Linked DNA regions of Homo sapiens: all the other regions are linked to region 2. Evidence: chromatin loops called from intact Hi-C (ENCODE). Cell type or tissue: heart right ventricle. All regions are shown on one strand.

The links. Hi-C counts contacts between places; a loop is a spot of excess contacts. Peaks named below come from ENCODE experiments on the same cell type or tissue, not always from the same donor. Only the 100,000 strongest peaks of a DNase experiment are listed, where the experiment ranks them.
Region 1: it touches region 2 in a loop (2.1-fold over the local background); 15 of 110 quality-filtered maps call a loop at or near these places.
Region 3: a loop joins it to region 2, with 8 times the contacts of the local background. A loop is called at or near these places in 96 of 110 quality-filtered maps.
Region 4: a loop joins it to region 2, with 3.0 times the contacts of the local background. A loop is called at or near these places in 12 of 110 quality-filtered maps.

The regions. Positions count from the first base shown.
Region 1 is chrX:72,076,482-72,084,481 of GRCh38, reverse strand. All of the region lies in intron 1 of NHSL2 (NHS like 2), which reads right to left. Among named protein-coding and RNA genes, the nearest start is that of RTL5, 51 kb to the left of the region's middle. In heart right ventricle, no CTCF peak of the experiment used is centred here; a DNase peak (open chromatin) is centred at 4,681; H3K4me3 peaks cover 2,902 bases; H3K27ac peaks cover 4,432 bases.
Region 2 is chrX:72,122,538-72,130,537 of GRCh38, reverse strand. All of the region lies in intron 1 of NHSL2 (NHS like 2), which reads right to left. It overlaps RTL5 (retrotransposon Gag like 5), which reads left to right. Exons shown (of 1, transcript NM_001405151.1): 1 at 1-3,428. The coding sequence ends at 707. Among named protein-coding and RNA genes, the nearest start is that of RTL5, 5.4 kb to the left of the region's middle. In heart right ventricle, CTCF peaks have their summits at 1,508, 3,579 and 3,778 (motif pointing right); DNase peaks (open chromatin) are centred at 3,777 and 6,502; H3K27ac peaks cover 4,712 bases.
Region 3 is chrX:72,018,485-72,026,484 of GRCh38, reverse strand. The region is part of intron 1 of NHSL2 (NHS like 2); the gene reads right to left. Among named protein-coding and RNA genes, the nearest start is that of RTL5, 110 kb to the left of the region's middle. RefSeq lists an enhancer at 7,596-7,645 and a silencer at 7,626-8,000. In heart right ventricle, CTCF peaks have their summits at 4,272 (motif pointing right) and 7,720 (motif pointing left); DNase peaks (open chromatin) are centred at 6,079 and 7,854; H3K4me3 peaks cover 491 bases; H3K27ac peaks cover 1,462 bases.
Region 4 is chrX:71,907,947-71,915,946 of GRCh38, reverse strand. NHSL2 (NHS like 2) reads right to left here and starts at 5,102. Exons shown (of 8, transcript NM_001013627.3): 1 at 4,580-5,102. The coding sequence starts at 4,859. In heart right ventricle, CTCF peaks have their summits at 4,520 and 5,823 (motif pointing left); no DNase peak of the experiment used is centred here; H3K4me3 peaks cover 2,449 bases; H3K27ac peaks cover 1,318 bases; H3K27me3 peaks cover 2,276 bases.

The DNA of each region.
Region 1 (8,000 bases), 46 kb after region 2:
TGTCAGCTGAGGCTGTCATTAGGACAGCATCATAGTCCAATTTCTCCCTCCAACCAGTCCTGCATCTTTCCCTTAGACTCTAGATGCTGATCCTAGCAGTACCCCAATAAACTTCCCGCATGTGACCTGCAGACCCCAGGCTGGGTTTGTGGCCTGTGCAGGCTCTGGCTTGGCATCTGGAAAGCCTCAATTCCAAGTGACACCAGGAGCTGTGATAGTCCCCAGGACCAGTCACTGACATAGGCCTCACTCACAGTTATATTCTCTCTCCCCCTCTCTTCTCAAGCTTTTCTTATAAAATGCATTGGCAACCAAGGGTGGAGGATATAGGCCTGTAAGTGAATGATGGGAATGTGAGAGATGCTACAATAGAGACATGAACCTGGTGCTAAGCTGAACTTAACCTGGGGGATTTGAAGGAAGGCTTCCTGGAGGAGGTGCCATTTAAACTGAGTCTTGAAGGATAAGCTGAGGTTTGATGAGTGGGCAAGGATATGGGAAAGACATTCCAGAAAAAGGATGCAACATGCTGGAAGGCACGACAGTGTGTGGGCAGGGGGAGTAAGGGGCAATAAAATCTGGGACAAGAGTAGAGACAGATCGTGCAGGGCCTTCTAGGCCTTAGGAACTTGGTGCTCAGAAAACACCTGCTGAGTGAATGCCACATTCCAGTGTTCCCCAAGTTTTGGCCATTAGGGTACCAGTTTCACAAGTTTTGCTGTATGTAGGCACCACTGGTTCTATTTACAATTCACTTAATCTTTTTCTCTAAGTGAATTGTTTTTTTTTCTTAAACAAATAAATCTATATTAAAAGAAATTCTATATGGAAACCATAACCAAAACCAAAAGGAGTATCACTTGCCATAAATAGAAAGTGGCTGTATAAAGAAATACAATGAGAACAGAAGAGAGTAATTAAATTCTATGTAGATATTGTTGCCTGTCCATGTCTTTGAGCCTGAGGCCTGCTCTAGCTTTGTTACAAAAGAAGATTAGTAAGCATTACAGAAGTTGAAGAATAGCACCACACTGAGACCTTGTCCTTGATGTAATCAGAAAGCTGGAAAGAGAAGGAAAAGAGAATCATTTTCTCACCATGTAATTCAATGTTCTTTAAAGATGTACTATGTGCCATTAAAATCGCCTTGGAGTTCCCTCCCTGCCACTTCGCAGACTGTGAAAACAGTTGGTAAGCACTAAAGTAGCCTACAAATGTGGTTGTTATTGCCACTCTGTCGCTGTGGCCATTGGCTCTGGAGCCATTGCTTGGCTCAGCGAAGGTTTCCAAACCAGTGCCTTTGGCTACCCTCATCCCAACACTGTAGGGGGGAACCAGCAACGGTGGGGCTGGAGAGAGGGGGACCCTGGGAATCCTAGACTCTTTGAATCAGAAGGGCCAGAGAGAGTGTCTTATCTTCCCACTCTGGGGAAGCTGGGACCACAGAAGGGACACAATTTGTCCAAGGCCACAGAGGTGGTTAGTGTTAGCAGTCTAGGGAACTGTTAACATGAAAAAAAACAATAGTATAGTTCATTGTTTTAGGCTACTGATCCCAGTAGCTGTTATCTGCAAGGCTGGAGTACAGAATGTGGGAGAAGCCAGCCCATGAGGCCTGAGAGCATGGGGCACCATCAGAGATATCAAACTGCTGCGCTCTTCAGCCTGGCCGAGGTTGGCGGTGGGCCTGAGGCCTGTGTGATGGGCAGTGTGGAAAGAACCTACCAGAGGCTCAAGTGTTTATAAAAGAAACCCAAGGAAATGAGAGAGGCCAGCACATCAGAGCTGCTCCAAAGGGCAGTGCCAGGTCAGCCAGGGACATCCTGGGACTGGGCAAAGCAACTAAGCTTTGGAGTTTGATGGGCCTGGGTTCAATCCCTGTTCTGTCGCTTCCTAACTATGTATGACTTAAGGTAAGTCATTTCAGTCACTTAAGCCTCCTCACTGGAGTATAATGTGGGTAAGGATGGTACCCACCTCACAGGGTTTTTGTGAGGATCACACAACCAATACAATCAATGCAAAGACAATGCATCTCAGTCAATCTTGGTGCTTTATTTGCCTCCTGGACTCCTGCTAAAGTGCTGAATTTACTTTTGCAATACTAAGGCATGTAGGCAAGGAGAGGCAGGAAAGGGGAGGCAATTAATGCAAAGCTCCTAGCACAGGCCTGGTACATTACTTAGCATTGCTTCCTTCCCCACCCTCGCCCCTGCACCCTGCGCAACCAGATTCCTGACCATACATTTTCTTCTCTCTGGCTCCCTCCCCTAGCCCAGACTCCCAAGCCCATACCTCCAGGCCCTGTCTGACCTATTCTTGTGCTCACCTGGCCCACTTATCTCAGCTATGGGGTTAATGAGGAGTCTTTCAAGTATATGCAGATAAGAAAGTTGAAGGGTCACACTTCACAGGGTGGGACAGGGACCTCCTTCACCTAGAGACAGGGGAAGGTGGATGCTCTAGGGCCGATGCCTGGCCAAGCAACTTGTGCGTCTCACTGGAGGGAGAGGCCAGCTGTGGCCTCTGTCTGTCGAGGTCGCGGCTCTGCTGGTAGAGAACAAAGAAAAACTCTGGTCTCCTGTGGCATTAGAAGGCAGTGCCTGAAGCAAGTCCCTCCATTAAAAGCTACAGGACGGAAGGTTAAATATAGCCCTTTCCAGTTGTCTAGGACAAAGATTTATGAAATGTCAGAGCTGTGTTAGAGTGAGAAACGATCTTATCTCAGCTCTGTTTTTAGAGAGTAGAAAGGAGGCAATAGAGAAGAGAAATAAATCCGGACTTTCACCAGTGGGCCATGGGAGGCCATCACAGGATTTTGAGCAGCTGCGTCTGTTTTTTAAAGGCTCGCTCATGCTGCAGAGTGGAGAATGGGCTGGAGAGTGGAAGCAGGGAGCCCCATAGGAGGGAGAGAGATGAGGGAGGCCAAACCAGGTGAGAAGTTGTGAAGGTGGAGGTCAGGGGGGTGTTGGGCCTTCATCCCAGGTGAGGGTGGCCCCTCCTTCCCATTCTCTCTCCCTCAGAAGCAGAAAGCTCGCTCCTACATGCCCTTCTTCTCTAGGGCTCACTCTGTGTCTCTGTGAAAAAAGTAACCTGCAAAAGTTACCAAGACCCTTGGCTCCTTTTCAAGGCAGGCCACTGCACCCATGGAGGGTCTGTTGGAAAGTTCCTCCTTGTCTACAGACCTCAGCTTTGCCTCCTGAGGCCCCACGCAGACCGCATCTACTCCCATCATCCAGTGACAGTCCCTCAAAGACCTGAAGACCAAAGATCACTTTCCTCTGATTCTTCTCCATGCCAAACAGCACGTGGTCCTCATGGGACTTCGGTTTTGGTCCCGTCACCACTTTAGCTCATAAACTGCTTTTGAGCATACGCCTGATGCAAAGGGCCAACTAAAACTCCAGAGACACAGCATGGACTCAGTCTGTCCTGCCAGCTACCTCCACAAGCAGTAGCTTCCAGACATTTTCAAGGGCATGTCACTGTGGCATCACGCGCCCCCTCCCCCACCACCACGTGGCTAGTCTTCTTCACAGAAGCCAGAGAGGGGTCCTAGTGTGGCACAGGGCCCTGTACTTGCTTCTGCCTTACTGCCAGGAGGTCTGGCTTGAACTGCAATTAGAAAGCTCTTGGTCCCTTGGTAGCAACCTGTGTGTACAGAAGACCAGTGACAGGAACCCCTTTCCTGCCTCTCCTTGCCTACATGCCTTGGTATTGCAAAAATAAATTCAGCATTTTAGCAGGAGTCCAGGAGGCAAATAAAGCCCCAAGATTGAATGAGATGGATTGAATGAGATGGAATTTTCTACCACCGAAGGGACAAGGCCTCAGAATCTGGGACAAGAGTAGAGGAAGTAAGAGGTGCAGTAATTCTTACACACACACACACACACACACACACACACACGTGCAGAATTCCTCCATCACTTTTATTAATCCTTTAGGATCCCAGAATATCAGGGTTGGGATGTGATCACATCCACCCTGTCTTCCAAAGCCATCCGATTATGAATTCCCTTCAGAGGATCTCGGTTAAGTGGCCATCCTGCCCCTCTGTGCACACCTCTAGAACGCAGTCCCACTCCCTCCCAAAGCAGCCCAGGCTGCCTCAGCATAGCTGTGAGTGCAGAAAGCTCCTCCTCCTCCATGAGCCCCAGTTCCTTCCCTTTTCCCCTCTGCTGAGCATGCACCCTTCTTCCCCCAACGACTCACCTCCCCGGATCCAGAAGAGGGTGACAGAGTCAGTTCTCTCCATCCCAGCGGTGTGGATAACCAAGAATCCACATGAGAAAAGTGTGTGCTGAGCCCACACTGGGGGCAGGGAGCCGACGGGCTCCACACTGTCCCAAACCCTGTCCCTAGGCTCCTCAGTGGGTGCCCAGGGACTTTCCTGAACCCCGTTTCCCAGCACCTTGGTCCCATCGATCACATACTCCTTTGCCCATTGAAGTTGTTCCTGGGCAGCCCAGCCTAGGGAAAGCAACTGAGGATTCAAAAGTGAGTTTCCTCTCTCTTTCTCCACCCCGCTGCACTCCACCCACAGCCACCCTGGACCCGTCGGCCCAGTCACAGCGGACAGGCGAGGGAAGTTTACTGTGAGTTGGGCTTGTCTTTCTCTAGGTAAGGTTCTCAGCCAAAGGCCCGAGTCAGAGCCCCTCAGAGGGCTGACCTCCCGCTCAGCGGCTGTCCTGCAGTGAGGGGAAATGAACAGGAACTGGCTGTCTGAGTCAGCGCCCCTGGTCTATTGTCACTGTGCAGGCCCCTTCCTTCCCAGAGGAGAGGCGTGCACAGGGATAGGCCTTGTTTTTTGCAAGTCTCTCTTCCACACACACACTTTCTCTCTTGGCCTGGAACGAGTCTGTGAACTACGGCTGGATGCAATTCCATTCAATTTCCCCCAACGCCTAGCAATGGCCTACTCTACAGCACATAGAGGTCATCTCCTATCATCCTCACCACAGAGGAGCTAAAGACAACTAGTTCCATTTAATCCAGGAGGAAACTGAGGCTCAGAAAGGGAAAGGGGCTTTCCCAAGGCCCAACAGCTAAAGGATGAGACTTGGGGTCATCCAGCTTGCTCTTCGTGGCATCAGGAGAACCCTGCCGATCTTCCCTACCTCTTCACCTACCTACACTTCCGCCAATAGACTGCAGATTCCAGCAAAGCCTATTTCCTGGTGCACAAAGCACAAGAGAATCACTGGCTTTCAAACACTGAAAACATATCTTGTTCCAATTTGTTTCTCTTTGTTTGGAAGGACAAGGACCCAGGAAACAAATCGCATGTGGGAGAAGCTCCTTACAAAGGGACTTCTTTGTTCTTCATTACTAAATGACTACATTGGCAAAATGAGCATGGGCGATGGATTGAGCCCTCGTTCCAGTAACTGTCTTCTAATCGGAAGAGAGGAATCATTGGCTCTTGCTCACAGGGTGGAAAGAGACTCAGCGTGAGACTTACTCTCTTTTCTATCTTTGCCAGGGACACAGAAAGACAAGGAAACAGCTTGAAGGAAGGCTCAAGATGGAGGTCTACCTTCGCACATGGCCAGAGCCATCTGCGTTGAAAAGACTTTCAACTCTTTGAGGGCAGGGCCAGGGCTCATGCATGGGTCTCTGGAGACCCTACCTTCAGAATGTATTTGTACAGCATGGTACAGAAGCCATATAAAAAGACTGAGGTGAAATCCCCAGACAAGGAGAATGCATTGTGTCCCTGAGCTGGGAAGAGGGTTAGTTTCCAGGAGCAAGGAATGGTTAGATGCATTCAAGAAGTTAAGTAGTCCGAGGCGTAAGCACTGTTCACTTTAGCACCACTCAGAGGGTGACCTTGGCAAGGATGGCTTCACGGAGGCCAGACTGCAGCAGGTTAAGGAGGGAAATGGGAGGGGAGGGGAGACACCTCTCAGGAAGTCTGGCTGTGGTTAGAGAGGAAAGAGGGCCGTAGCTGGAGGGAGAGGCAGAACTAGAGAAGGGAGTCAGATGTTTGTCAGGATGGGAGAGATGCTGTGTGTTTTTAAGTTGAGGAGCTTCTGTGAAAACTGCAGTTCCACCCTACCCTCTGTACTCTCTGAAGGCTGAACTTCACTTCGGACCAATTAAACCAGAACTTCTGAGGGGTGGAGCCTAGGCATTGATACTGCTTCAAATCTCCCCAGGTGGAGAACCATTGCACCAGTTTTTAGGAAAGTCCAGTCTTAAAGCCCAGCTAGTGGGCTAAAAGCAAGGACAGCCTGACTCTTACCCCCCTCACATTGGCAGATTAGCATAGGGGCTAAGAAGACAGACTTGGGAGCCCTACTGCCTGGGCTCAAATCCCAGCCTCACCATTTACAGCCTGTGTGCCCTTGGGCATGTCACTTAACCTCTCTGAGCCTCAGTTTCTAATCTATAGATCACTTATGTAGTCTACGGTTTCTCATTTATATATGCCCTTTAGGAGCTAATAAAAGGACCTGTGCCATAAAGTTGCTATGTTGACTCTGTGAGTAAATATCTGCCCACTGCTCAAGCTACTGCCTGGCTCCACAGAAGCCCTGCTGGAGCTGGCCCGTGTTTCCTAGCAGTCCTCCTATGGCCTTTCTGACCGGTACCCTGGGCCTTCCCTCTAAGGCGCAGGAGGGCCACCTTTCTAAAACACTGCTGCTCCTACTCTGGGCTTGGCTCTCCCACTGGCTATTGTCTCTGGCCTGCCTCACACATACCTGAGTTTGTCATCCTGTTTCACAGTCACATCTCACCCCGGATCCCTCTGGGCTGGAGGTGGCTTCTGTTGCTGTGGTAGGAGCTGCCATTGCACATTGCACATGGCCAGAGCCACATGTTATTTGAGATGGGAAGACTCCACAAATTAGAGTCCCAGTCCATATTTGTCTTTTGTTCCCCCAACTCAGGTTTGGGCGTTCTTTGGGCTGGAGTCATGGTAAGCTATTGTCCCTGGGTGGGGAAACGGCTGTGTATATAAGTTTCCATGACACAGACCTCATGTTTCTGGGGTTGGAGACCTGTAATTGAGGGCGGTGGGGAGCCATCTTCATCCTCAGAACCAGCAGTGTGACCTCTGGCTCTGAGCATCATGACTCTCAACCTTTCCAACCTCGCTCTGTACCCTGGGCAGACAGCTCCCATCCCCCAAGCCAGCCAGGAAGACGGTTATGGTGCAGGGTTGGGATAGTCAAGATTCTGGCAGGGGAGAGGCCAGAAGTGGCAGTGTTCAACAGTGGGGAGGTGGGGGGAGTGTGAAGAGCTCAGCCTGGGAAGCTAGAAACCCCCAAAGCCAGGTCCCAGAAGCAGAAGCAGGGCCCCAGGCTGCTAGGTGGGTCAGAATATTCCACAGGGGCAGTGCATGACTTTTATCTCCTGTGTGGCATCGGGGAGGGGATTGCACATCTCTGAGACAAGCTTAAAGGGCCCAAAGAGCACCCCACCTGCACCCCACCCTGACCAGGCCTATGAATTCCACAAAAGGAATTGATAGAGGTGGCTCTGTGCTACCCTCCCTAATGCCAAAAACAAAACTCAGAGAACACACTCCACCCGAATGGTGGGGAGCAATTAGGAGCCTCACCCTGCTCCTGGGACCCCCACACCCCTCTGTCTGTGCTCTGGGAGATTTTGACAGGAAACTGACTTTTGAAATAGAAAATCTGCTATTGAGAGAAATGAAGGTTTCATCAAAGACAATTTACTCCACATGACTGGAGATGGCACTTAGGAGGCCACGTTAGCCCAGATTGTTTGAAAGTACTGCCTAGGGGTGATGAGGAGCTGACACATCAGTGTGCAGGGTCTCCTACCAAGGACATCTTTCCTTGTAGTCTCAAGCATCATTTTTGCCTCTTTTCAATGTCAGAGCCTTGTCTGGTTTCTCCCAGCTTGATAATGGCTGTACGGCCATGACCATGTGGCCTAGGGTGTCTCTACTCTGTTAATGAGGAAATCCCAGAGGTCATAAGAACAACTCTTGGGCAGTGGTGGTGGCAGTGGTGGGGAAAGAA
Region 2 (8,000 bases):
AGGAAGAAAGTGAAGATGAAGAGTACTACAGTGAAGATGAAGACCAAGAGGCACGCAGGCACAGGCTTCACTCCAAGGACCAGAGGAAGCGCATGAGGGCTTTTCAGCAAGAGATGAAGGAGAAGGAGGAGGAGGAGATGAAGAAGGAGGAAGAAATGAAGAAGAAGGAAGAGAAGGAGGAGGAGGAGGAAGAGGAAATGAAACAGAAAGAGGAGGAGGAGGAGATAAGGAACAAGAATGAGGAGGAAGGAGAGAGTAAGGATGAAGAAGATGAAGATGAGGATGGGGGCCAGAAACCAGAAGGAGAGCCACAGCAGGATCCAGGGACTGAGGAGACCTATGGTGAGGTGGAGGAGGAGCCACTGGATGAGGCCCAAGATGATGACCTAGATGAGCTGATGGAGATGGAGCCGACCTTTGTTCACGCGTCATCCCAGACTTCTGGCCCCACAAGTGGTTACCACGCCGAAAACTTCCTGGGTGCATCACCTCCCATAATACAGCCTAGCAGACGGAGGAACCAGAATCGAGTCCCACTTCTGGAAGGCCTTCCAGGCACCAATTCACCATTCTACAGCTCCCCCCAACTGATTCGCCGCACAGGTCGTTTAGGACAACGCCAAGTTCGAAGACGCCCCCCTGTGCTTTTCCGCCTCACTCCGAGACAGGGGGGCCACCGAGCTGCTCGTGGCCGAATTCGAGTTTGAGTGCTGGGGCCAGATGGCCACCCAGAACACACCCTTCTTTTGCATCCCCCGCCCCTGCTATTGCTGCCATACCTGCCCCATTTGCTGACCAGGACTTCAGGGAGTTTCAGACCTGCAGAACCTGAAGAAGACCTGCAGAATTCCAGACCATCTTGCAACCGTGACCAGAGAGCGACGTGTGCCCAACCAGGGCCACCTGGGAAAGGAGGGATCAGCAATAGCTGCCCTCTTGGCATGTACTCTGCTCAGTCCGGCCACGAGCTGGAGAGCAAGTTTCTGGGCCTGTTCCCATAAATGAACTGGTCACCCTCTTGTATTTCCCCTCTGGTTGTTCCTAACCCTCACCTCTCCTGCGTTTCTTCACCCTATGTTCTACAGTTTTATTCTCTGACTGACCCACCAGGACTTCACCCAATGCCTCACTGATCTGCCCCAATGAGCAAGAGGACAGGCTACCCTGAACTCCTAAAGCCACTGAGGCCAGTTGCTAGATATAATCGATGGTGAGCAGGATGGTATCCAGAAATGTCCCTAGAATCCTACACTCATTTCATGCCACACCTCCAGCAGAGGGCCTGGAAGAGGACCCGACATCTAGCCCAGTGAGAGTGTGCAAAGCCACATGTCAAATGGACAACTTGACGGAGATTTGCCCTTGACTGACTGTGCAGGCTGGTTCCACTTACAGCACTTGAGTTTACCTTTGCACAGATTCCTGTATCAGGGCTCTTGGACTGACTTGCCACACATCTGGAGCCCTTTCCTCTCACCACATTGCCCTCCTGGGCACCCCCGGTGGACAGCGCCCAACATTGCAGGCTCCACAACTTTCCTTGATGTTGCCTAAAGGGTAGCCAGTTAGGGTTCCGGAGAGGAGAAGGAGGAAGAAGAGGAGGAGGAGAAAGAAGCAGCAACGATCATTCTGCCATTGTAAAGAGTGACTCTTTCCTTAGGGATGGTGGTCTTCTCCCCTTGCCAGGCCTTGGACTGCAGCCCCCAGTCAAAGGTCTTTGCAGGACACTTTCTATCCTTGGAGTTGCAGAGGAGGCCTGATTGGCCATTCCTTCTGGGACAGACAGAGAGAGGGCCCATGGCCTGCTCTGAGCTCCCTTCAATTTCAAGGAACCCTTAGTTCTGAGAGGAGAGAGGAAGGCTGCACCTACCGTGGCCTCACAGCTGGGACCCCTCATGGGGGCCAACCCCTGGCCTGCTGCTGTGCTTCAGTGACACAGTAAAGCTTAAGAGGGTGGCTGCCTCCTAGGAACTCCTGGGACTTCTAGGTACAAACTCAGGTGCCCTTATAAAGAGACCCACTGCTTGCCTTGAGTCCAGAAAGCACTGCTTCTGCAGTGAAAAACACACACTTACTATGTCAGTTTTGGCCATAAAATGCCAGCCAAATCCACTGCTGGCCTGAACTGCCCCTGGACACTGGACTTTCTGCACAGTGACTGGCAGCAGAGCAAGTGCAGCCAGGGTTTGTGGCCAAAGGGAAGAAAGCATAGTAAATTCAACCTCTGTTCCTCATGGGAGTCTGACCGATAATCTCAGGCGGACCTTAGGATCTTGGGCCTGGAGGCAAGAGAAAAAAGCTGGAGGAAGAGGAGTCGCAGAGAAACCCAGTCCTCTGACTGGTTTCTGGTGAGGTCTCTATTCATCAGTGGGAGGTAAGATGCCCTTTTCATTAGCGCTTTTGTTTCTCAGCCTGGGGATCAGTGGATTTGGATTCCTATAACCTGTTGCTACCTTTTAAAAAGATCCCCTCTCTCCAAAGAGAAAAGTAATACATAATCATTAAAGAAAGTTTGGAAAATAGAGAAAACTATGAGGACAAAAACCCCCCAGCCATTCAGAGTCCCACCACACAGAGGCAAGCACTATTAACACTTTGCTGCTTTCCTTTCTAGTGTGTTCTTGCTATGTCTTGTCAAAGCTGAGATCACCCTGCCAGTTCTTGATCAGCAGGATTTAAAATGGCTGCCACCTGTGCAGTCATGCATACTGAATAATTCATTTAAGCATTCTCCTAATTTGTTGGACCTTTCAATTGTCTGGTTTTCCCCATCCCCACCAGGGCAGGAGTAAACAACTTTGTAAAGAAAATTTTGTCTGTTTTTCAGCTGATTTTATCTGATTTCCTCAAGAGTGCATTCCAGAAGGGGACCTGCTATTCTTCGAGGGGACCTGCTATTCTTCGAGGCAGTGGACCCTGTTTGCTGATGGTCAACACTCTGGCCCTGCTGCCCCATGTCCCTGTGGAGAAGTGTGAAGGACGGGTGCCTTAAACCCACACTTCCAGGGACCCTTCAGCACAGGTCCTGCCTGTTCCCATGGTGCTTCTCACCCTGAACCCTCAGAGCTACAGCCAGGGATAGAGCAGATGAGCAGTGAGCTGGTTTCCACCCTCTGGGGCAGGAGGGGCTTGGGCTTCCCTTTGACCCTCTTCCTTCCTTTCCCAGATCTTCAATATTTGTTGTGATGTAACAGCCATAAGAGCTGTAAGAGGAACTGTGGGCTTTGGGAGCTTTCTTGGGTTGAAAGAGGGGTGGGGGGAGGGGATGCATGCAGGGGTATGAAGGCAGCCCAAGGTCTCCCAGAGGCTCGGGAGGAAACCCTTTTGGAATACATGTGTTATTGTTGCATTACTGTGTTGTGAAGATAAGAAGCTGCTCTGTATGCTAAAGCTTTCTCTCCTCAATAAAAATATAAAGGGTGTGTAAAGATTGTGCCTCTTTGTTATTGAGCAAGCATAGATGGGTACAGAGTAGGCATAGGGTACTTCCAAGGTCCCCTGCCGGAGTCAACCCTACCCTGAAGTCTTGAAATCCTTAGACAAGGAAACCAAGGGCCGGTGAGGCTCAAGGGACCTGTCTACAGTTCTGTGCATTTGTGGATGGAAGAAATTGTTGGGAGGGAAGTGGAAGCACTGGGCATCTTGAAAAATAGCATTCGTTCTCCCGGGGACTATGGGTGGCCCAGCCCTACAGGCACGCACGGGCATGCATGGGACTTTGAGTGAAGGAAGAGAAAGAGGCCAGGTTGGCTGGGGAGGGCCCTTCCGCTTTTTGGCACTAGGTGGCGCTATGGGATACCAGTGAGTTAGCTGGTGATGAATCACAAGTCCCCAGAGCAGTCCATGTAAGAGGCCCTCCAAGCAAGATCTCATGGCTCCTCACGGACTGTGGGGTCAGAAGAAACTGAATCCCATTCTGGGATTTGCCCAAGTTTCCCAGCATGAATTGGACTTTTTTTTTTTTCCAGGGGAAGTGGGTGGGAACATTCATTAAGCCTCTGCTGCTTTTGAGTGCTGTGCCAGGCACTTCACATCTGTTATCTTATTTCATTCTGATAATGATATCCTGGGGGGAAAGAACTAACTACCCTTACCCTCATCTTAAAGATGAGGACACTGAGGCTTAGAGAGAAGTCACTGGCCCAAGGTTGACAGCTAGTGAGTGGCTCTGTCACAGCCCTGCAGCTGCCCATTAGCTCTGGGGACACTTAGCACCTCTCTGCCCCCACTCCGCTGGCCCTGCTGTCTAACAGGCCAGGCTGGTCTCCTAGTTCTGCCCTGTCCTACCCCCCCTGCCTCCAGCTTGCAGGATTCCCGTGGGGGAAACAAACCCTGGTTTCAGAGGCACATTTGCTTTGTCCCTTTAAGAGGAAGGGAGGGAGGGAGGAAACCATGGTATTTCTGACCATGTGCCAGGGACTTTCGCCAACATCATTTCATCTCCACAATTAAGTGAGGCAGGTGATGCTGTCTCCTTTTAGAGCTGAGGGACCTGAATCTCAGAGATATTAGGTCATATGGGGGACTCCAGGTCTTCGTGACTCCCAAACCCATATACATTCTTAACTCAAATACACCGTGCTTGCTATCTCCCAGGAGAGACTCCTGACAAGCTTGAAGTCTCAACCTGCCTGGATTCTGGGTCTTTGCCAAAGCAACGAAGCACGCATCAGGTGCACCATCTCTGGAAGCTCTGGGGGAACCAGCCAGGTGGCAGTTCTAAGTATGTGGTTGACTGCCCCTTCTAGGGAGGAACAGGGTTATGGGGTCGTGGGCTTCATCAGTGAGCACTAGGACTCCCCAGTACTCTTCAGGGTGCCTGACAAGGTCTCCAGCACCCAGGGGATTTCTTATGACATCACAAGTAGTGATAGGTGAGCCCAGATTGTGTTATGGCCAGAGAAGGTGGAAAAAAAGACAAACAGAGTCAGCCTTGCCCCAACCCTGAAGCAGGAAGCACTGTGGGAATGGGGAAAAGAACCCTGGATTCCAGTCCAGCCTTGCTGCTGACTCTATATGGGCTCTGGCATGAGTCTCATCCCCTCTCGGGCCATGGCTTCTTGATCTGTCTAGTCACTGTTGAGTCCCTGGGGCCCAGCACACTACTTGGTACACAGTAGAATCTCAATCCTAGTTTGGTACATAAATGAAGAAGTGAGTGAATAAATGGGCCACTGGATGGAGACCTAGAGGCAGCCTGCTAAGGGCATCTGCAGGTGGTACAAAGCTTGGAGGACTAGAAGATGTCCTCTAATGTCCTCTAAAAGGGAATGAGGGGCCAAAAAACTCTCCCTAACCTGGAAGGATGCACTGAAATGACCTTTACTAGGGGCTCATCTGAGATCCTGCAGTCAGGTTCAGAAAAGCAACTGCAGAAGCCTAAGTGGGGGAGATGTGGCTTAGAAGAAGCTTGTGAAAATGAAAATCTGAGGATGTGAATTGACAGGAGATCGGTCAGAATCACAGACTGACCTGGCTGTCAGATGCGCCAATGCTTTCCTGGGCTGCTGCAATAGCAATGTGAAATCCTTGAGATGGGCAGGGCCCACCTGGGGCCCTGGCTGCCCTGTGGAAGGGGACAAAGTTGCACCTCACAGAAGCCCTTTGGCTTGCCAGGAGTAAGAAAACATCAGAATAAAAGGAAGGAAGGAAGGAAGGAAGACAGTAGAAGGGTGACAAGGATGGCGAGGGTCCTAAAAACCCTCTCCTGGGCTGAGCGATGGAGGAAGGCAAGGAAAATCTTGCTGCCTGTGAAACAGCTGTGACTTCCCCACGTTCATTCTGTAAGTGAGGAAACCAATCAGGCAAGTGGCTTGAGGTCACTTGCCCTGTTTGCCGAGTTTGACTGTGAACCCCAGCAGTTTGACATCCAGAGCCCATGCTCTTAACCTCTACTCCCCACCTGCACCCACGCCGTTGGAAACAAAATCTCCAGGAATGTCTACATCTAGAAAGCTCCCTAGGCAATTCTAACATCCAACACAGCCCAGCCTAGAGCAGCATAGAGCTTTGGGAACTAACTAGCCCGTGTGACATTTAATGGCCAGTTTGGTTCTGAGCCTTCCCCTAGAGCTCCCTGGAGCAAGAACCGACCCACAGATCCAGTTCTAGCACAAAGTAAGTGATCAAGAAACATAGCATGCGTGACGATCCCTCAGCAGGTACCATGGTCTGATGTGAGCTTGCCCCTCCTGGATACCTGCCTCAGACAGCAGGTGACACCCATTTGAGAGAGATGTGCCACAAGGTAGGTGCAGAATTCTGCCCCCGAGAAACCAGGTCCATAGGAGCCAAAGCCTGTGCCCTTGACCGCCAGAAGTGGCTCCTGAGGGTGGGGGTGGACTCTTCCAGGGGATAAGGACAGGCATTAATCAGGCAAGAGACCACCCCCTTAATGGGAGGTGGGGAGTGGGCTCCACCTCCGGCCAGCACTTCCTGTATCCTGCCCAGACTAGGGAAAGCTCGGCAGGCCACTTCTCCCCAGGGACTCCAAAGACAGAAACACAAATACCAGGGCTCTCGGTTGCCCTGGTAACAGCGGGACCTACTTGGAAGAAAACAGTTTCTTAAAGGCTTAGGAGGGTGGATATTTCCTTTGACAGAGAGCAGGCCCTGACCTGCTCCCTGTGTCCCCTCTCCCCTTCCTGCCTGCCACACATGGGGTAGAGCGGGGCCCCTCGCCTCAGCAACTCTCCTGATGGGGGGTGGGGGTGGTGTGTTTGTGTGGGAAAGTAGGGCCCAGGCTTTTTATTCTGCTCTTGCAGTGGGCTGTTCGGGTGAGAAAGAGGCTAAAAGGGAAGATGTCAGCAGGTGAACTCATGGCGAAGGTCCCACGGCCTGGGGAAGCCTTGCCTTGTAGGATCTCCTCACATGACCAAGCTAGAGAAGGGCGGGTGCCTCCAGCGACTGTGGTCTCCTTCACCTCTTGCATCATACAGATGAGGCCTGTTGGCTGTGAGGCTTGCCAGAAAGAGTGTCCCCAAATTGATGACCTCTCCACCCACAGTTCAGCCCTTCCTCCTCTCTCACCTGAGCTACTGAAGCAGGCTCTAGTCTCTACCTGTTCTAATAGGTCCACCTTCAACATGCCTGGGGGTGGGGGCCGTGGGCCTTTGAATTCACACACCTGGCCTTGCTGCTCCTCTACAAAACCCCTCAATGGCTCTCCTTCCTCGTGGGAAGACTTGTAGACCTGCTTTTGGCATTTTCTTCCCTATCTGCTCATTAATTATCTATGCCATCTCATCTGCCTATGCTATCCTTCTTTCCTCTTCTACTTAGCCCAAATTTCAGACATCTTGAATTACTTCCTGCTTTTCTGTACATACGAGGCCCTTGCATGCCTCTGGGCCTTTGCACACTCCATTCCCTTTCCCTTAAAAATTCATGAACATTCCTGGCCTCACTCCAACTGGCAATGTTCTCCTCAGTTCCAAGACCACTTCCTCCGCGAAACTGCCTCCACTCCCCAGACAAGCCCCTGCCCTTCTGAGTTCCCCTCAGGCCCTCTAACCCCGACCCCACTGGCCTGTGAGGCTTGAGATCTACTTGGGAGCAGAGGCTGGTCCATGACTCCAAAGTGAATTTGTTACTGCAAGACTGTGGTTCAGTGGGAGAACATGGACTTGTCCTCTTTGCAGATGAAGGCTGCATTGGCAATGGCCTTTGGAAAGAGGACTGGCCCCCTGAGACCTGACTGAGGACTGATGGTATGCACGTGGAGCTAGGAGCCCCCCAGATAAGGTTGGAGGTGTGGACAGTAGGGAAAGCAGGGGAGACAAAGCAGGAACTTGCAGAGTTGCTCCTTCCCAGCGAGCACCCTGTTGATGGCTTCCATTTCTCTGAGGGACATCACCTCCTCTCAGTAGTGTGCTAAAGAGTGACCTCCACTGGGCTTGAGAGTCACATAGACCTGGCTTTGAACCCTGGCTCTGCCACTCCCTTGCTGTGTTCCCTTGACTTAGTAATTTCACTTTTCTAAGCCCCAGTTTCCTTTTTCT
Region 3 (8,000 bases), 100 kb after region 2:
CCTCCCCATGCCTGGGCTTCTGTTCTTTTTCATCCTGTCTGCAGAGCAGGGCATGATCTCTGAGTTTCTTCTTCCTTCCTTGTTGTCCCCAAAGAGCAGCACACAGGCCCTTTTCCTTCTGAGGCCATGGTTCTCAGCTTTGTCTCCACTTTAGAATCTCCTGAGGAGCTGCAGAAAAAATACTCCAACTCCATCCCCATCCCTAGAGTCAGATTCCAATAGTCTGGGATGAGGCCTGGGCAGCGCCATTTCAAAAGCTCCCCAGGTGATATTAATGTGCAGCCACAGATGGGAACATTGGATTTAAAGGTTCCTGCTGTCTATACATCAGGGAATCGGGCAGGGGAGACCCTGATAACAGACGGGGAAGGGACAAAGGGTTAATAGACGTCAAAGGTCTTCCAGGAGCCCTGAGTCTCCTTCATGCATTACTCTCTTAGGAGAAAATAATGGCACTGGTTCACACCACAGCTCAAGGCACAGTGCCAAGTGCTTTATGTGTATTACTTCACTGAATCCTCAGGACCACCTTAGGAGATATTATCAGTAACTTCATTTTACATTGAGGAAACTGAGGCATCAAGAGGTTAAGCAATGGGTCCAAGAGTACACAAACAGCAAGTGGCATAGCTGGGATTTGAACTCAGGCATGCAGCTGGCCATCAACCACTATGCCCTGGCTGCCAAGCATCAAACCGAGTACTGCTCTAAGACGTTCCCTTCATACCTGGAAGAGCCCTCATTCCACACCCCAGGTCTGGAAATGTGCACTGGGGCTGAAAAAAATGGTGTCACTTAGTTTCCACTCAGGTGTCCTTTGCCCTAAATGGGTCATTTGTTTTTGAGGGAACTCCATTTAAGGGCTGGCAGTCACCTTCCAGAGGAGACAGAGAGCTGCAGTGGTTACAAAATGGACTCTGGTCGGACAGACCTGGATGTGTGTCCCAGCTCCGCACTTACATGCTGGTGACTGTAGACAAGGCTTCCCTCCTGTCTAGCGCTGGTCTCCTGTGTGTCAAGTGGGATAATCACACCGAGTTCCTGGAGTTGGGAGGGTGAGGTGAGAGTGCATAGGTGAGGTGCCTGGTACAGAGCCTGGCCAAGCCTCCAGCCCACCCTCTATCAGGAGTGCCTTCTAGGCCATGGCGTGGACCCCTTTGTCATGCCTTTGGCAGTCTGGCACGGCTTAGGGACCCTTTCTAGGAAAAAAATAGGTGGGAGATCTTTGGGGGTAGAAAATAGTAGCTATTATTTTGTGTTTTTAAAGTTTTATTTTATTTTTCATTGACAAATAATTGTATATATTTATAGGGTACATTGTGAGGTTTTGATACATGTATACATTGTGGAATGGTCAAATCAGGGAAATTAGTATATCCATGACCTCAAATAGGTATCATTATGATCATTTATCACACATTTATTATGTGTGAGAATATTTAAAATCTAAGACATTGGTCAATAGGCACTAAGTTACAGTTAGAGAGGAGGAAAAAGTTTTGGTGTCCTATTGCACAACATAGGCAACTATAGTTAATAACAATGTATTGCATATTTCAAAAAATGCTTCTAAATGTATTAGATAAATTACCTAGGATTATAAAGGAAACTGATTACTGTATCTTGAGATGCAATTTACAATATAGTCATATGTGCTTCTTGATTAACACCTTCAATATAACACGATCAAGCAGTGGGTCTAATGACTATTATCATTTTGAAGTGGTGATGAGCATAGATGATTTTCTGAGATCCCTGCCACAACCGTAATGTGATATGAAAATAGCTGTGATTCTAGTAGTGACAGTCACAGATGCTGCTAATAGCACTGTGGCTTACTGCCCCAGAAACAGCTTTGTGTGCTCTTTTGTTCTTTAGCTATGTGATCTAGACCACCCACTCAGCCTCTCTGTGCCCGTCCTCATCTGTGAAATGAAGGTACCTGTGAGGATGAAATGAGTTAATGAACCAGCAAAAATGGCTCAAACACCATGCAGAGTACTGTGCCATTTGTATTCTTTTGGGATCTGGGATCTTCAAATGTCTCCTTTAAAATACTGCCAAGGCCACATCTTCCTAGGTCAAGAAGTAAGCCCGTGTTTCAAGGACTGCCAACTCTTGGGCTTCACCTGAGGAGAAGTCCCCAGGGCCTCTCCTGGTAGCCCCATTTGTAGCCTCAGTCGCTGTCCTTACCTCACCACCAAACCATTATAGTTACAAGCCCTACCATAGATCTCAGCTTCCTGTGTAAGAGTTCAGAATTTTCCTACAAACTTCTAACAAATTAAAGACTGATTTGGAAACCCACAGCGCTCCCTAATTTGTTATAGTTGTTAGGGGTCAGGGAGGGGTTTAGGGAGCATCAGAGCCATCTCTTTACTGTGCAGATGTGGCAACTGAAACAGAAAGAGACCCTAAGGTCACATGGAAGCTTGTTGGCAGTGTTAGGCCTGGGACCCAAGATTCCTCTCCCTCAGGCCTCCTAGGGCACAGTCAAATCTCCATCCTCTTTGGTTCCTCCTCCTTCATCCTCACCATCTCATCAGTTGACAGTTCCCGTCGGTTCCATTTCCTCCTAAATATGTCACCAATCTGTCAGCTCCTGCCTTGGCTCAGGCCCTCTCCCACTCTACTCCTACTGGCACTGCTGCCTCGGCCTCCCCACCAGCCTCCCTGCCTCCAGTCTCAACCTCCAATAGAACCTTCCTAATCCATGCTTCTCTTCCTGTTGCATGCCAAGAATGTCAAGAGCTCAGAGGAAGCTTGCAGTCCCTGAGTCCAAGCTCCTCACTCACCACCCCACTCCACATCCTGCCATGTCATAGAGGAGGAAACTGAGGCTGAGCCAGGGGAATGGAGCTAGCCAAGTCTGATAGTGAACAAGAGGTAGAGCTGAAACCAAAACTCAGGTCAAAGGGTCATGGAATTTGAGGGCTAGAAAGCTTAGTTTAGTGCTATTCCCATTACATCACCCACCTCTGAGAATCACACCCCCAGATCCTATTGTTTCAGGTAACAACTGGAAATATTGTTTTCATCAGGACCATAATTGCCACTTCCCTTTCTAGGCACTCATTTTGGAAAAAGCAGACAATACTCCATCTCCTTCTCCCATTTCTCCCCAAGGTTCTTGAAGCAGGCCTCCAGCATCCGCCAGCCTGATTTTCTTCCTTATCTGTTCTAGGCATAGGCAGGCCCTGCCTGTTCCCCAACCATTTTCACACGTATTTCTACTGGCCTGGGCCCAAAGTCAATTTGCCAATCTTATGTCATTGGACTTCCCTGTTGCCTTGAATTTACTAGAATATATTAGACCATATTTGTCTCCCCTCTGCTGCCCCAACACCTAGTATCAAGCCTGGCAGAGAATGAACATTCAGTCTTTAAGAAATAAATGAATGAATAAAAGAAAATGCTGGTATTGCAAAGGATAAAGAAAAGAATAAGACACAGACAGTCCTGCCTTCCAGGAGCTTAGAGTTTACTTATGAAGACAAGATCTAGAAAGTAGTAGAAATAGTGAATGGATAACCAGGCAGCCATGTTTGACTTTCCTTTCAGGCCAAGCAGGGACCTGGGGTACTGTATCCAGGCTGGAATGCAAAGAGCTGTTGGGTGCAAGGTATAATAGGTAAGTCATGGAGGTGGGGTGATCTGAAGCAGCATCTAGGATCAAAAAGTGGGGATTAAGTTAAGCCTCAGACTCTAACAGGGCTGGGAAAGTTGTGAAAACCAGATACGGTCTCTAGGACCTAGACACACTAAGTGTCATGGATTGAATGTCTGTGCACCCTTCTTCATATGTTGAAACCCTACTCCCCAGTGAGATGGTACGGGGAGATGGGGCCTTTGGGAGGTGATTAGTTCTTGAGGGTGGATCCCTCATGATGGGATTAGTGCCCTTACAAAAAGAAACATCAGAGAGCTTGCTTCCTCTCTCTGTTCTCTGCCAAGTGAGGACACAAGGAGAAGGGGGCCATCTGCAAACCTGGAAGAGGACCCTCACCAGACACCGGATCTATGGGTGCAGTGATCTTAAAACTCCCAGCTTCCAGAACTGTAAGAAAAAAAAAATTGTTGTTTAAGCCACATGTCCATGGTATCTTGTTACAGCAGCCCAAATGGGTTGAGACATTAAAGTAATGAAAGCAAGTTCAGAATGGAGAAGAAAGATTCTGGAAATAGTTCTTCAAGCCATGGGGTATAGCTGCAGAGGCTTATTATAGTATAATAATATTTATTGGCCTCATCTGTGAGTTGGGGTGGAGCTCTTCAAACCACCAACAGGCGGCAGCACTGCTAAAGTGACAGGCTCCTAGCTCAAGGCTCTAAGGGCTCAGGGCAGCTTTGGTGGGTGGGGGGCTTCCCAGAGGGGTGAGAACCTATGCTCTTGAAGCATGGGAAAGATTCTGAGAAGCAGGTAGAGTGCCTGGGTGTTTGAGGTCGAGAAAATATCCCAGAGAGCAGAGGCACCATGGTAGAGGAATTCTAAGGCATGACTGAGGCTAGGGAGGAACAGGATTCAGGGAAGAACCCCACTGGTAGGTGAGGAAAAGAGAGATGGTCTAGCACCTCCACATGCCAAGTAAAGTGCTGGGGAAGAAGGAGAAGCCGAGCTGAGGCAGGGGCACCATGACAGCCTTGGCTGTCAGGCTCAGAAGTTTCAATTCTATAGGCAAGAGGGTTTCTCTGAAGGCTTCTGAGCAGAGGAGCTACCGAATGAAAATTTACTTACAGTGTCAGAAGAAGGGAGTTTCCAGCCTCAGTCCCATCCCTGACTCCCTGAATGACCTTAAGTCACCCAATCTTCATCTTCCCCCTGAGTAAGATGAAGGGATGATATCGTGGAGAGCCCAGGCTTTAAAACTAAAGAGATGTGGATTCGTATCTCAATTCTGACTTCCTCACTGTGTGACCTTGGACAAGTTACTCAATGTCTCTGAGCCTCAGTTTCCTAGGGAATAATAATGCTACCCCAGTATAGATTCAGAGTAAGGGAAGTTTGAAGGCCTACCTGGGCCCTGAGGAGAAGCTCCCTTTCTCTGCCCACTTACTCTCCCTTGAAGCACACACGTCCAGTGATTTTAAGTTGGATTTGGGTAACAAGAATTGGGTGACAGGCAGTGAACTGGAGGGAAAGGGACCACAGACAGGAAGGCAGGGGATAGATGAGAAGTGTCTGAGAATAGAAGCAATAAGAAAATAGAGGCAGAGCCAGGGCAAAAATGTCTAAGGAACCAATTCCATTTGGTGACTGAGAAACTGATGCTATCATCACTGAAATGAATAAGTGATTGGAGAGGTGGGAACACAGCTTTAAGTCTTCTCACTCCTCAGCTTTCTGCATTAACAGGGCAAGCATTCACTGAACACCCAGAACATAGTCCTCAATATTTGTGTGTGTGTGTGTGTGTGTGTGTGTGTATGCGCACGCGTGTGTGTGTGTACACACCCTCACCTCTAGGGAGTTTCCCCTGCCCTTTCACTTTCAGAGAAGACAAGGTCAAAAGAGGAATCTAGATCTTTGCTACTCAAAGTGTGGTCTGTGGACCAGCTATGTCACCATTACCTGAGAGTTTGTTACAAAATGAAGAATTTCAGGTTCTTCTCCAGACCTTCTGAAACAGAATCTGCACTTTGCTTCTCAGAGTCAACATACAAACCATCATCTAGAGATCTTGTTTTCTATGTCACTGGTCCATGGGTTACACATTGAAAAGCAAGGAACCAGGGCAAAAAAGGAGCCACTGTGTTGGGGATGGAGCTTTAAAACGGCAGGGGCCAAGGGAAACCAAGTCAGCTAGGGTTATGGGTTTATTTTGGGGGCTTCTCTCAGACAGGTGGGGCAGTAAATCCCAGAGCACTCCCTTCCCCCCTCCCTAGAAAGCTGCTCAGCACTGTCTCTGGTCTGGACCAAAGCAGGGCTAGTGGCCCCCACATAATCTAGCTTAACCCTAGCCCAACTCCAGGAAGGAAGAAGAGGCCATATAGTGGTTTGCGTCCAGAGCCCTGCCTCAGACTGAAACGTCCTCTGAGCAGTATGTTCTTTGAGGATTTAGCCTGATGATCTGCAGCTGGTTAAAGAGTCAGAGTTTTGGGGTCCCAGCCAACATCTCTTCCCATCAGAGACAAACTAATGGAGAGAAAGAGAGAACTGTCCCCAGCTCATGCTTTTGCTGGGAACACAAGACTCACAGCGATCTGTGTCAGTGCTGCTGTGTGAGCTGAAGTATGTGTGTGTGTGTGTATTTTAATGAAGGCATAAAAAAATCAAGGAACTATGCCAGGTAGTGAAATTACGGAGAGTTTTTATGTTCTTCTTTGTACTTTCCTGTTTTTTCACAATTAGCCTGTGTTAGTGTAAAAATCTGTAAATAAAGACTATTTCAAAAAATAACACGAAGAAAAATCATGGCAGAATACAAGTAAGTGCTGACTTTTGTGCTGCAGATAGTTTATCCTATGGGGATAGGATTCAGGGGAGATTTCTAAGGTGAAAGACAGAGGAAGCAGATGGAGAAGGGGTGCCTGAGATCACCAGGCCTTTATTCTGCAGATGGGCTGAGTCAAAAGTCAAAACCTGAGTCTCTTGGACTGCCCAGCACTGGTCAGGCTCTGACTAGGGTAACTGGATTCATTTGTTGAATCTGAGAACCTTAGATCTAGAAAAATCTGAGAAATTACAGAGCCAGCCCTATCCTTTCCTTCTCACAGGAGGGACTGAGGCTCAGAGAGGTGAGAACTCTGAGGACTCCTAGCTTTTGCACAGGCTGTTCTCTGCCTGTATCACCCTCCATCTGGCCCTTGTCTGCCTAACTAATCCCAACCCTTCCTTCAAGACTCGGTTCAAACAGCACAGAATCTTGTGAGTTAGGTGGCCTCTGCTGTGCTCACAGAACACTCAGTACATTCCTCTGTCATTCATTCGACAAATTACTGAGCACCCACTGTGTGTCAGGCACTGTTCCATGTACTCGGGAGCATAAGTGACCAAAAATCTCTGCCCTAGTGTGTGGTGACTAAATCATCGCATTTGTTCATTCAGCCAGTGTTTACCTACGTGTCGGGTTTCTGTACCTGGCCTAAGCTATTTTATGGTCAGGGCAATTGTCTCCACAGGCTTGGCCTCCTTCTCTTCCCTTCACCGTGAGTGCCTTGTGACACAGTGAGTGTTTTCTGAATGAATGAATGAATAATGAAATGACCAAGGTCACACAGCAATCTCATGATGGAGCTGGCACTGAAACCCTGGTCACCCGAAAGCTTGTGCACTTTCTCCTGCGCTCCACTGCAGACAGCTCCAATCTTCGTAACCTCCATCACCTCAGGTGAAAGAGGTCACAGAGGAGATCAAGGACTGGGTCCTTAGGCAGATTCATTTTGGAAAGGCGAGACTCATCCTATCACAGATCCTCTCTGGCGAGAGTGGGGACGACACCAGCCTCGGACAGGACATCCCTGCTCAAAAGCTTGGGGCGATCAAGACTGGACACTCTCCAGTAGGGGCCGTGTCGGCCCCATCACTCTGCCCAGTGTCTGAATCTTGAAGTCCATTTCGTTTCTGGATCAAAAACAGAGCCACCTCTGGCACTGCAGAAACATTCATTCCTCACGCACCCCATCCCTGGGCCCCGATCTTTCCCTCTGAGCCAAAGGCAGCGCCGGCCTTTGGCAGCCAGAGCAGCGCGGGCCGGTGGCCCCGCAGCCGCACTGCAGCGCCCTCTGCCGGGCATCGGGCTGGCGCCGCCACTCCGCGGGGCGGGGGAGGAGGGCGGGCGGGGGCCCGGCTGCTTCCAAGCAGCCTCGTGTTCCGGAGGTGCTGAGGGATGGTGACTCATCGCGCCGGCTGCGCCCGCACCGGCCGCCCTCGCAGGCTCGCCGCCTCCGCACGCGCCTGGTGACTGGCCGAGCTGCTCCGCGCACGAAAAGCAGCCCGGGGGCCGGCCCCCGACGGTAGCGGCGCGGCAACGCTTGCTTCCCCGGCCCGTGCCCTCGCCCTG
Region 4 (8,000 bases), 210 kb after region 2:
CTCCTCTCCAGCTTCAGCTCACCCCCGGCCACAACTACAGAACCACAGGGTGCCCTCAGTTACTAAAGGTAACAGGAGTTATTTCTCATCCTGGACAAGTTCCAACTAGAGAAAATGCCAAGAAAATGACTCTCGAAGAACAACTGACTTTGAACTTAGCATCACTGCAGAGGGCAGAGCACTAGTCTGGTTGTCAGAAGGCATGGCTTCTAGGTGGAGGCCTCCTGTCACTGACCTGCTGTGTGACCCAGCCGGTACCACATTCCCAAATCAGCAGATTAAATACATGATTAGGCCACCAACAGCAGGGGTACAAAAGACAGAGAGGAAGGGAGAAAGAATCTAGTAAGATATTTTAATTTCAACATCCATGTGAGCTTTGAGCCATTTAAAAAGAGTAACATTTTTGTTTAAAGGTTTAGTATTGCTTTCACTTGGAATTACATATGGGGAGGCACTAAAATCTTTTCAGCACTCATGACTACTGAAGGTCTTGATCCAGCTGGGTGCCTTTGGACAGGTACCTTCCCCTTTCTGGGTCCGGGATGTCAAGTGTTATGACACATATGGTGGTTAATGACTGAATTGTTGGTACCACACCAGAGAGGTACAGGAACAGATGATGTAAATATACCACTCTCCTCCTAAAACCTAATCAATGTCGTCAAGGTCAAGGTTGAGCCCAAGAGCCATAACTTGAATCTTCTCCTATTACTCTACTATTCCAACATCCTGACACTTTTATCACTTTAGCTATTCATGTGTCTTAAAAAAGAGAAGATTAAATGTCTTGTTTCTAAAGTGGAAGAAATTCTAGTGGACATTTTGGTATCCAAATCTCCAGGGAAGATGTTTTCAACACATGGAAATACCATGAAGCAGACCAGGAATTTCATGGTATTTAAAAAGAAAATGGAAAGCAGGGTGGGGTGGGAAGAGAAAAGAAAATGGGTTTGCTTCTCCCTCCATACTCTGTCAACCCTCTGTCCCAAGAGCCTCGGGATGAAACGTACCACAGAGACAAAGTAAGCCCTGGCTGAGTGCCTGTTCCAAGTCCCCAAATTCCTGCCACCCTCCCCACTCCATCTGACTCAAGAGGCCATCTCTTCTCTTCATTAGCAAGGACGGTCAGACTCAGGGTCCACAACACCTCATCTAATGGCAAACTCATTGCAGTCTGGAGGTGCTTTTTTCATTTTTTCATCTCCGTATAGATTTACAACAGTCTATCCTCACACTGGAATTATGATTTAAACACAAATAAACCAGCTGTCCTTTCTGATTTGGAGCCAGAGTTGCCATAAAGTTGGAAAATCAAGAAGTAGGAATTTTACATAAAGATGAAGAGGGAGTTTTCACCACGGACCCAACTGGCTGTATTCAAGCCAAAATAATTGTAAGAAGCAACAGAACATCTTTCCCACAGCAAGTTCATGAGCTAGTGTAACATGATAGTTTTCCAGTGTTATTAAACATACCTAGAATTATCTAGCCCTTCAGTGACTTCCTTGATGGCAAAGGAGATATTATATCCCTACGCGGATGGCCTGATTGCTTTTGTAATTATCATCTAAGCACCTACAAACATTATATAGATCTCCAAGGGAGAAGTTGGAAAGCTTAGATTGACTCAGCATATGGTGGCAGGCATGGAGCTATTTCCCAATGGCTTTGACTACACCATTTTTTAGATGAAGAACCCAGTGTACAGGCCACAGATGCCATAAAACAGGACACATTCAAAACCAGATGTGGGGAAAACCTCAACTTATAGGCAGGGCCATGCCTAGGGTGTGGCAACTGCCACAGATCCACAACCACAGGGGCCTTCGGCAGTCCTGTGGTCTACCGTCTCCTCCTTCCATCCCCATCTCCCACACCATACCAGTTACAAGAGCTTTTAGGGCAGTCTCAAAGGGGTTCATGTTACCAAAGAACAGCCTTCAGTGGAGTGGGTGGGATGTTGCGAGGCAACTAGCCTAGCCCAGTCCACCCCTGTAACCTTGAAGATGGTGGGGGCATGACCCATGATTGTGATTGTGTAGAGAAGCACCTTCAACTTCTTCAGCATCCACTTTCTCCTCCTCTATCTCGCTCCTCCTCTCTCTGTCCTCCCCTGCTGCTTCTCAGGGCCCCAGCCCAGCCTGCAGGCTATAGGCCAGTCTGACTTGCCACTACTCAGTCAGTGGCAGCCAAGTTGTCACTGCAGGGAGGCTATATACTGCTGGCCTGTCAGCTGTCATTCACTCTGGCCATGTTGCTTTCCAACCTTCCTCCCACCTTCCCAGGTTTCTCCTGCCCCATGGTCAAAATAAATAGCTAGAGGAAGAATCTGAGGGCAATCCAGACAGATGGAGGATATGCAGGGTAAAATGCTGACCCCCAGCAAAATGGTCAGTAAGGGAGTGGGAATCCTAGGAGGAAAACGCATAGGGAAGAAAAAAGGGCAAGACATGACAATGTTCATTTATTTACTTACTTACGGTCAAAATCTAATATTCGGCTTGCTAAACACCCTGTTGAAGCTTATGCCTGAGCGACAAGGGAGTGGCCAGATGGTGCACTGATTACGCTCCCCAACTCTCTTTGCATTTGGCACTTATGTTCAGACCATTGCTGAGAAGGCCTAATTTCAGTGCTACCCAATTACAGCTCCTGAAGAGAAAAGTGTGCACTGAGAACTTCAAGGGGAGTCTAGGGTAGGGCATTAGACCAGAAAATGGAAAATCAGACCTTTTCACCAACTTACAGAAGGTAGCTGTGTTCCATTTATGCAGCAGTCCCTTGGGTGCCTCTGAGCCGTGGGACATGTACATTCTCAAAAGCAAGAGGCCACACCAGGGATGAGAGATGGCCACTCTTCCTGCTCTTGAAAACTGCCAAGAAGCCAAACCAGTGGTAATTTAACTTAACAATTGTTCCTCTCCATTGCAAGCTATCCATTGCATAAAGCCATCTCCTTCTAACCTGGCAGATCACCGGAGAGGGTTAGGTCCCAAAGGTGACTTGGTGAAGCCCTGCCTTCCCTCCCACAGAAAGGGCTTGCTAATTCAGTGGACAGGAAGGTAGAGTTGAAAAAACTGTCCTTAACTTACCCTACTGAACTCAGTAGGTGGCTCTCTGCAAACTGTGTAGGGATTTTGAAAACTACTCCTCAAGCTGACTTATCAAATTTCTCCTAGACTAATCCTGTAATCAGTGGGACCCCAGCAAAAAACTGAGCCCCTGCCATGCAGAGGCTCCTGGTCCAACGTCTACATTCCATCTGGCAGTCATCTGTGGCTTCCACCTTTCTTTTCCAATAGGACTCAGTTCATTTATCTCCACCAGAGACCTCTGCCATCTACCTCAGAGGTCAGAGACCTTTATGAAGAGAGGTGCCAGGGCCTGACTCCAGTCCTTCTGGAAGGGGTGGGGATGGGGTGGGGTCTGCAATGAAGAGGGGCTGGCCCAGGCAATTCTTTCCCAAGTTAGCTGGAAGCTTGCACTCAGAAATCAGCCAGCAGTCATCTTCTGCCCCCATTGGAAACTTTCTGGCCACACTGCTCCTTCTCTCCCCAGCTTTCTGGAGGAACCGATTGGCCCTGGTACCTGGCATGCCCCAGCTGTAGTCAGCATTTCCAGCCTACTCAGTCCCCTTGCTTTCAGCAGAAGTCCCACACTCTCAGGGGCACTGCATTTCCACAGACAGAGGATTCCCCGTGTAAAGTGCTGGGATCCAAAACAGTAAAGGACAAGGGCTCGCGTAGCCCCCCTACCCTCTCACACGTCCCGCGTGCTCAGTGAGGGCACCACTGGAACCTGGTTTCTCAGGCATGGCTGATTCCTAAAGTGAATGCGCTTCAGGAAACTGATGATAGTTTCTTTAAATGATTCTCTCCAGCAAATAACAGCCAGACCCTAGCGGTAGTGGGTAGGGGGTCAGCAAAGCCCCGGACATTCTCCCCTCCCCCCTCCCGGCCACTCCCCAGCACAGCGGCCCAAAACGTGCGGAGAGAAGCAAGCGGGAGGACGCTCAGACACTCCTGTGAGTGGGAGCCGCGTCCACGCTCCAGCGGGAAGTTGCACAGGTTTAAAGCCTGTAGGCACCACCGCCGGCTCCTGCCGCCGCGTAGGTTGCGGTCGGCTGCGGCGCGCTTTCTGAAGTGGCCGAGCTCCTAGACAGGAGCAAAGAAGCCAGCGGCTCGGCCATTTAGCTCCCGACGCGGCGATGAGGACGGCGCCGAGGGCCTGGGGCTAGGTGGGCGGGTAGGGGGAGTATCGCCCAAGCCGTCCTGGACCCAGCGCGTCCCCAGCCAAAACCCCAGGAGGCGGCCACCAACCCCAGGGTCGGGAGTCCCAAGGGCACGGGGCCACTCCGGACGGCGCGACCGGGTCCAAGAGCAGGAAGTTCCAGCGGTAGGGCGACCGTGGGGCGGAGGCGGGGGTCGGGGAAATGGGATCCCCTCACTCCCCGAATGGAGGGGAGGGGAGGGGCGGAGAGAGGCGGGGAGAGGGTGGGCACAGCGCTAAGCGCCGACCGGCGCCCCTAGAGGCGGGGTAGACGCGGGGCCGCGAGCCACCGGGGCGCCGTTTTTACCTAGCTCTTCCTCGTCCTCCTCCGGGCCAAGCAGGCGGCAGGGAAGGCGGCGGCGGAGGCGCACGGTGCGCCGGTACAGGCTGTCTGTGCGGCGCCCCAGGGCCAGCAGGTGCCCCTCGAGGTCCTCGAGCAGAGCCAACGAGTGGCCACAGAGGTCGGCGAGCTGCCGGAGCAGGCTGAGCGCTGCCAGGTGGCTCACGTCGCGGAGCTCCGCCAGCTGCTGCGGCGGGTTGCGCGGGCACAGGCGCTGGGGTACCACCGTGCGCCTGTAGAACGGCATCCCGGCCGCGGGCGCGGGCGCAGGGGACCAGTCTGGCGGCGCGGCGGGCTCACCCCGAGCAGCGCCCCTGGCCCGAGCGCCCCTGAGCGGCGGCCCCAGCTCCGGGTGTAGCAGGCCCCTGGGCGCGGGCCGGAGAGCGTGCGGGCGCCAAAGACGACGGGCGGGTAGGCGGGCTGACGGGTTCCTCGCCTAGAGCGCCGGCTCCCCCGGGGCTGCACACTCGCCGGAGCCACCAGTCCCTCTGACTCTGCTTCGCCGGGCTCCTCCTCCTCCTCCCCCCTCCTCCTCCTCTCTTTTCTCCTCCTCCTCCTCCTAGCTCTGCTACTTCGGGATCCCCCCACCCACCTTTTTTTTTTTTCTTCTTTTGCGGTCAGAGATTCGCAGATTAACGCTTGATCCGGGAGAGGGAGAAAGGGAAGTAGGAGTAAAAAGAGCGAGCTGGAGCGTGAAAGAAGGAATGTCTGCGTGAGGGGGGACGTAAGGTACGGTGTAGAATGTGTGCCCCGGTCCTCCTGAGGAGCTCCACTCCCAGTTCTGATGGTTAAAGTTATTTTTTGCTTTTTTTTTTAACTTAAACTTTTTCTTCATAATTACAAAAAAAAAAAAAAAAATTCAAGCACACCCGCGCCCACACCAGCGGGTAATCAGCGAAGACCGACCGAATAGTTTGACTTTATTGATCTAGATTTCCTTTCCCAAACGTACTCGGTGCCACGCACGGGCTAGACTAGGCTGTGAATACAACCTTCTAGCACCCAGGAGCTTGGAAATAAGGACCAAAAAACCAAATATCTTATTCGACTGTTCAAGAAGACAATGTCTCTAGGGAGTCCCACAGTGGCTGGACATTGTAAAGCCATTGGAGTGGATGAATAGAAACAAACCCATTTTCTGGAACAATAGACTTAATTCAGATAGAGGGACGCCACTCCATAGTTTATGCAAAAAGAGAGCCCAGGGACGCCTCCTTCTGGTAGGGTCCGCCAGCTGGGATAGGCTCTATCCCTGGCCAGGCTGGGCTGCTGGGATGCTCTCCGAAGAGGGTTACAGGAGCCGAGATGTGCTTTCAGTGCGGGCAACCCTGTGGTCACGGCCTGATTTCTCTCCATTCCAGAAGGCAGAAAAGAGGGGGCACATTATTGTCCTCAGAAAACCAGAGTACGTGAGCATATGTCCTCATGCACTTAGGACCTTTCCACTCAGAACGCTTATTTTCAACACACTGAGCTCCCATCTGACTCTCCTCTAACCCACTTCTTTGACTTTGGTGTACTTCGGTTTCTTCCTTCTCTTCATTCTCTTCTCATTTTTCCTCTTACAAATGTTCACATCCTTATAATCCTTTATAATCCATTAGCAAAACACTTTTTTTTTTAAGAGACAAGATCTACCACTGTCACCCTGGCTGGAGTGCAGTGGTGTGGTCACAGCTCACTGCAGCCTTGAATTCACTCTGGGCTCAGGGGATCCTCCGGTCTCAGCCTCCTGAGTAGCTAGGGCTATAGGCACGTGCCACCACTCCTGCTAATTTAGTTTTTATTTTTTGAAGAGACGGAATCTCCCTATGTTGCCCAGGCTGGCCTTAAACTCCTTGGCCCCAAGCAATCCTCCTGCCTCAGCCTCCCAAAGCACTGGGATTACAGGCATGAGCCACCACACTGGCCAGTAAAATACTTTGAACAGAATACCTGCATCTACATTAATGATTCTAAGCGTGGCCTGTTTTCATGCATTCCTTCAGATAATTAATTGTCCCTGAAGCAGTTCAAGAAGGTTCTACAACTAGTATATTTCAAAATTGCTAATAGATTCTAAATGTTCACACCACAGAAAAATGGTAAATATGTGAGGTAATGGATATGTTAACTAGTTTGATTTAATCATTCCACAATGTATTAATATATATACATCAAACCACATCGTGCCCCATAAATACATATAATTGTTTGTCAATTAAAAATAAAGTAAAAGCGTAATCCGATTTCCCTTTTCAGCATATAGTTGTTTCTTGTTTAGTAAATTAGAACATGGATATTAGAAAAGTTGGGTTCTGATTAAAATAAGAATCAACAAATGGGCAAAAGACTTGTACCCTTTCTGAAATGTAAAATCCAGTTGCAGAATAAAAACCCCAAATTCTCGATTTGGCAAACTCAAACCTGAGCCAAGAGAGCAACTGGGAGGAAGCAGGGACTTGGCTGGACTCTCCAGGGATACTTTTCCTTGACCTATGAGCTGTTTAGACTGATCTCTGCTCTGGAGAAGAAGAAATGAGGTACGAGCAGATTGAAGGAGACTGTGTGGTCAGAGCTTCACTGCCTGAGCACAGCAGGCCTGGACTGGGCCTGGTCGCTGAGCCTCCCTCACTACTCTGATTCCTGATGCTGATGAATCTTTCAGAGATCTATAATAACAAGCCCAATTCCAAGCAAACCAGCTTTGGCCCTACCCCCTTTCCCCCAGCCTAGTCTGCTCTCACTCCAGCCTCATCAATGAGATGGCCCTGGCTTTCGTCAAGGAAACATCAAGTATTTGCAATGGAGTCACTTCACAGCAGAGTCCCTCCTCCCTTGCCAGGACTAGAGTGGGTCTGCATGTATGATGGAAGAAGCCAAGGGAATATAAGTTGTCACCTTGCTTCTTATCCAGTCTCTTCCCAACAGGAAAGGTGAGACCTCGAATAAGGGGCTGCCTTGGGTTCAAGAGGTGAGCAGAGATGCAGAAAGCCTCAGAGGAAGGAGCGTAGGGAGCCAGGCTCTGGTATGTGGAGGGAAAGTTAGAGTTCTTGAAATACCGTGCTCCAGCCAAGCTGGCTGGGCAGGAAAGCAGCTAGGGTAAAGTGTCCTCTCCTGTGCTCCCACATCACCCTCTAGCACAGTATCTGGCACAGTGTACTGGAGGGTGATATGAACATCCTTGTTTAATAGTAATACTAATATTCCTTTGTAATAATATTGTCTCCCCCACATGATTGTTAGCTGCATGGCAGCAGGAATCACTTCTGTCTTGTTCACTGCTGTATGCCCAGTGCCAAGCCCAGTGACGGGTACACCACAGGTACTCTGAAAATGCCTGCTGAATGAATGAATGAATAAATGGAGGATTATAGGCAGAGCAAGATATGAAGAGCCTTACTAAAGG